Linked DNA regions of Homo sapiens: region 1 is linked to region 2. The links are chromatin contacts, found by Hi-C or POLR2A ChIA-PET in ENCODE. All regions are on one chromosome and are shown on one strand. The core of a region is the stretch at or near the end of the contact, and the rest is flanking DNA. Distances in the headings are between cores, read along the strand shown. Region 1 overlaps PTPRA (protein tyrosine phosphatase receptor type A). Region 2 overlaps PTPRA (protein tyrosine phosphatase receptor type A).

The links. Hi-C counts contacts between places; a loop is a spot of excess contacts on that map. ChIA-PET counts read pairs that join two places held with the same protein, here RNA polymerase II (POLR2A). Pooled maps may share reads with other maps.
Region 1: a pooled map shows a loop between it and region 2 (1.8-fold over the local background). The contact joins two enhancer-like sites. A Hi-C loop is called at or near these places in 1 of 168 maps with a recorded cell type or tissue (dorsolateral prefrontal cortex), 2 of 37 single-sample maps with no recorded cell type and 8 of 50 pooled maps. POLR2A ChIA-PET finds 5 or more read pairs at or near these places in 6 of 52 experiments (OCI-LY7, WTC11, activated CD4-positive, alpha-beta T cell and 3 more).

What each region holds. Positions count from the first base shown.
Region 1 is chr20:2,946,155-2,948,854 of GRCh38, forward strand. PTPRA (protein tyrosine phosphatase receptor type A) reads left to right here. Exons shown (of 24, transcript NM_001385305.1): 3 at 1,828-1,870. Among named protein-coding and RNA genes, the nearest start is that of PTPRA, 74 kb to the left of the region's middle. Within about 2 kb of position 1,442, at least 4 of the 41 ENCODE cell types and tissues checked have a DNase peak (open chromatin) inside an H3K27ac peak, as active enhancers do.
Region 2 is chr20:2,982,885-2,985,584 of GRCh38, forward strand. All of the region lies in intron 6 of PTPRA (protein tyrosine phosphatase receptor type A), which reads left to right. Among named protein-coding and RNA genes, the nearest start is that of GNRH2, 59 kb to the right of the region's middle. Within about 2 kb of position 1,312, at least 4 of the 41 ENCODE cell types and tissues checked have a DNase peak (open chromatin) inside an H3K27ac peak, as active enhancers do.

The DNA.
Region 1 (2,700 bases), core at 192-2,691, 37 kb before region 2:
AGGCAGAAGCAGTTACCAGTGTGAAGACTAGATGACAACCAAAAAAGTATGTGGGAGGAGGGAGGGGAGGTTGCGCAGTGGGGAGTTGAGATTGACTTAGAACTGTATTAATGAGCTTTCCCCCCAACCCCCATTTTTCTCCCATTTACCTTCAGAAAAATTAGTGATTTGGCTACCAGTGAATCTAGGCTCCAGGTGTAGCTCTGTAGTTTTGGACTAGTTACCTAATTCTTCATTCACAACAAAACAGAAGGAGAGAGGAAAAAGAGAGCAAACATGGAATTGGGATGGGAAGTAAGAGAGCACATGAGGAGAGAGACTATGTCAAGTTTCTTCGTATTCCTTTTTTAATTACAGAAGAAAAGATGGGATAAAAATATTCCATCTTATTTCTCTGTTTAAAAGAAAGAGTAGGCCGGGCATGGTGGCTCACACCTGTAATCCCAGCACTTTGGGAGGCTGAGGCAGGCGGATCACAAGGTCAGGAGTTTGACACCAGCCTGACCAACATGGTGAAACCCCATCTCTACTAAAATTACAAAAATTAGCCGGGCGTGGTGGCGCATGCCTGTAATCCCAGCTACTTGGGAGGCTGAGGCAGGAGAATCGCTTGAACCCGGGAGGCAGAGGTTGCAGTGAGCCGAGATCACGCCACTGCACTCCAGCCTGGGCAACAGAGCGAGACTCCTTCTCAGAAAAAAAAAAAATAATAATAATAAAATAAATAAAAGAAAGAGTAAATGAATCAAAATGAAGAGAAGCCATTTTATCTGCCTCCTGGATGAAGAGTTTCATTGATGAACCTGAAATGTTTTGGTTAACATGAGAAAGGAGGGTGAGAAGATGCCTGAGATGTGAGCTCCTTGAGGACAGGAGCTGCTTTCTCTCTCCAGCCTGGCACAAGACAAGGAACTTAGTTGAATGAATGAGCAAATAAGTGGTTCTCTGCTTTGAAGGAACTTGGACTGTCATTACCTTGCAAATCAGGTTTACCATTTATTTGCTTTATATAAGTTCCAGAAAGAAACTATTTCCTCTCATAATATTACTACCCTAAACTTCTGGTCTGATCTATGGATTGTAGAGCTTAAATTTCCTCAAACCCCAACAGTCAGAGATTGTTACACCAAGATAAATAGCATATTTCTCAGCGCCTTGTATTTTCTGTCTTTGGCCACAGACCTTAGGACTTAGGCTGATATTTGAGAAGGAAAAACTGGAATTTAGTAGAATTATACTTCCTGTATCTTAATTTTCCAACTCTTATATAAGGTTTGCTTTTTCTAGAGAGAGACTAATCTGGAATGAGAATGAATTCTCATCAGTAAAGGCAAAGCTTTAAGTGGGTCATCTGACTTTGCTTTTGTGCTCTACATTCACCCTGCTCATAAAAGGTCCTTTCATGAGTTTTCTAGGCTTTCATCACTGCCAGCGTCTCCACAGGCATTGTGAAAGTATTAAACTTCCTACCCTCCCCCATGCTTGTCTCATGGACTCTTTCGTAGAGTGCACAGTGGACTGTGTTTAGCTCAGCAGGAACTCTTTGCAAACACTGAATACATGAACAACCCCCCTGGAAAGATAAGAGATTTCAGTATTGCTTGGTGTCATAGCCGCAGAAGTTAGTGTCTGCCAGTATCTGATGAATATGGTGACTTGCAGCCTAATTTTTGTGAAATTATGAGGCCAAAGTTTAAGAAGTGTTCATGTTAAAGTTACTTATATATAAAATTTGCCTATCGATAATTTCTGTCAATAGGAGGTTGATGAATGCTTCACATAACCTAGATACTCCTAATTAACTGTTTTTTATTTCTTTTTTTCTAGGACACATGTTCAAAGAGCATAATTAACTTTTTAAAAGAAGCTAGTAAGTACTGAAATAGTTTTTTAAGTTTTTTCTACAAGAATAGAGGAAGAAAGGAAACATGGAATTCTGAAGGGCTACTTAGCAAGCTGCTTATGGCATAATCTGGGGTGGGGGTGCATAGTAAAGGATTTGCATTTTACTGAGACCGATACATGTCAAGGGAATGGTATTTAAAATTAGTGATATGTGTTGATTTTTCAAGGACTATAGCCCATCAACTACAATAGGCTCCAAAAAATTCTGGTGAAATTAGCTTCTTGGAGCCTTCCAGTTTACCTACTATGTTATTCCCACTATAAAATATTCTCAACTTTTGGGGTTTTAGCCACTTAAGTTTTTTATTTTCTCTAATGTCTCTAGTATCTGCTTTAGTTTCCTGTCAATGCTAGACTCTGTGGTTCAGCAGTTCATCCATTCTCTTCCCAGTACTCAACCTCGTTGCTTATAGTTTCATTACATTCATCTAGCAAAACCTTAATTCTGTATGTTTGCCATACCATTAGTGCTTAGAGCATTTTTTCAGAAAAGAATCCTGGAAAAATGGATCTTATCTCACCTGGGCCCTCAGGACTGCTGGGCTGCCTGGTGTCAGCACTTCCCGCCATTTTCTATAGCACCAGTATTATTCTTAATACTTTAAAAAACCACCAGGCACGGTGGCTCACGCCTGGAATCCCAGCACTTTGGGAGGCCAAGGTGGGCGGATCACAAGGTCAGGAGATCAAGACCATCCTGGCTAACACAGTGAAACCCTGTCTGTACTAAAAATAGAAAAAAATTAGCTGGGCGTGGTGGCGGGCACCTGTAGTCCCAGCTGCTGGGGAGGCTGA
Region 2 (2,700 bases), core at 62-2,561:
AGATGGGGTTTCACCATGTTGGCCAAGCTGGTCTCGAATTCTTGACCTCATGATCTGCCCACCTCGGCTTCCCAAAGTGCTGGGATTGCAGGCGTGAGCCACTGTGCCTGGCCGTAACAGCTAAAATGAAGTACACACTGTGTGCTAGTTACTGTGCCAACAACTTTACATGAAAGATCTCATTTAATACGCAGAATAACTTATTTCAGAAATGAGGAAACTGAGACTTATGATCCTAATTTAGTATTAGGAAGTCAGAGAAGACCTGTGTGGGAAAAGTGACACACAGAGAACCAGACAAGTAGGAGATAACCAGGCAAAGAACAGAGAGAGGCTGTGTAAAGCAGAAGGAATAACATGCTCAAAGGCCTGAGGATGAATGAATGAAAGCATGGAAGGACACCAGTGGCTGAAATTGAGTGAGCAAGGAAAGAGTGCAAGAGATAGGGCAGGTAGGGGCTAAATCGAGGGGGTTGTTAGAGTCCAGGATAAGGAGATTAGATTTCATTCTGAGGCATGAGAAACTGTTGGAGGGTTTTACCTAAGAGTGGGACACAACCTGAGTTGCTTTCCTAGAGATCACTCTGCTTTGTGGAGAATGGATTGGCAGGGGCAGAGGCTTACTGTGATCCAGGTGAGAGAGGATGGAGGTTGGGACTACACTGGTGGCAATAAAAAAAATGCAAAAAAAAAAAAAAAAAAAGGCAGACAGATTTGAAGTTTTAGATATATCTCCAAAATATATTATTTGCAGCTGTGCTAGATATAGAAGATAAGTGTGAGGAAGAAATCAAGGGGGTTTCCACATTTCTTACTTGAGCAACAGGGTGGGTTGGAGTACTAGCTACTGAATGGTGAGGGAAAGGTTTTAAACACAGAAAGCTTGTGTTGCCTATGAAATTTAAAGTGGAGGTGGCAAATAGGCAGTTGAGAATCTGGAACTCAGAAAAGAGGTCTGATCAAGCAAAGCAACTGTGGGAATTGCTAGCATGGCATTTATATTTACAGTCATCTCTCTGATCAGATTAACTAGATATAGAGAAGAGTGCCAAGGACAGAGCCCTGAGGAATTCCCACATTTAGAGATCTGGTGTTGGAAGAGGAACAGATAGTGAGGGAAACTGAGATGGGCAGACGAGATAGAAGGAAAATCAGAGGAGTGTTTCGTTGTGGAAAGCTAAGAGAGGAAAGTGCTTCAGAGAGGAAGGAGTGATCAGCCAGTCTGAACACTCATTTTAAGGTGAGAGCCACATACCACAGTATGTTTGAAACTTACCATTAACAAAGAAGCGTCATGTAATGTCTTCCATCTCTAAAAACAAAACCAAAAAAAACCCATCTGTCCACCTCACTCACATCTCCCTCCATCTGTCATTCCTTTCCTCTGCATCCCTTAATGTTAAAAGTCCCCACGAAAGGACCCAGTGTCTCACTGTCCTTTTTCTATCTTTATTTCACTCCATTTAGGCTTTCTCACCCATATTCAACTGAAAATACTCTTGGAAAGGTCACCAGTAGCCACCGTCTTGTCAAATCTGGTTTCACTTCTCTGTCTCATCCTTCTTAAGTCTGTAGGCAGTATTTGATTGAATTGATTGCTCCCTCCTTGAAAAACTCTGCTCTTGGCTTCTATGACACTACATTCTTAGATTAACCTCTCACCTCATGGCTACTGCTTATGGGTCAGTTTAGCTTTTAACAGAATGTAAATCCAGTTATATATCTCCTCTGTTCAAAGCCCTTCGATGACATAGTGTTTCTCATCACACTCAGAATTAAATCCACAATCATTACAATGGACTCCCAAGTCCTAAGTCTGCTGGCTTTTGCCCACCTCTCTGGCATCTTATATTGAACTGGCCTTTGTGCTGTTTCTTGAACCTGCCAAGCTCCTGAGAGCTACCATGCTTGCTGTTCCCAGTGTCTAGAAAGCTCTTCACCCAGATCTTTGCGTGGTTCACTTCACGTTATTTAGAGCTCTGCTTGTATATTACTTCCTCAGAGAGACCTTCCCAGACCACTGTATCACTGCTCCCCAACCTGTCACTTTCTCTCTCCCCACCCTGCTTTTTATTCCTCATAGCACTTGTCCCTGTCTAAAATTAAGTATTGACTTGTTTATAAACAGTGTCTTCCTTCCTCCCCACAGAATGGAAGCTTTCTATCACTTGTCTCCTTGAACACTTCTCTGTTCCTAGTGTCTCAAACAATGGCATGCAATTGCTGGCCCACAGATATTTGAATGAATGCTGCTAAAAGGTTGAATCAGATGAGGATGGGAATGTTCCTGTTGGATTTGGCAATATGCCATTTGTTGGTGTTCTGGCTGAGCAGTTTAAACAGAGCACTGAGGGTGGGAGTCAGGGCAAATAGATTAAGGAGAACCTGAAGGTAAGGAATTAGACAAGACGAATTAGACAACTGTGTTTCGGAAAGTCAGCTGAGAAGAGAGACGCGAGGCTGGTGGTAGCTGGGGGAGGGTAAATGAGGTCAAGAAGACAAGTCTTTGAGTTGACAGCAGTGGATGTAATCCAGAGCACACATGACAGGATGGAAGAGACTTGTCTTCCCTTTTAGCAGGTAGGAAAATGGTGAAGATAGTTACCAAGCCACTCTGATGGTGTAGTTCATGGAGTCGGGTGGAGGGTGAGAGTGGAGGCGGATGAGTCAGTGCCTGGCCAGCTGCATGAGAAAACAAGG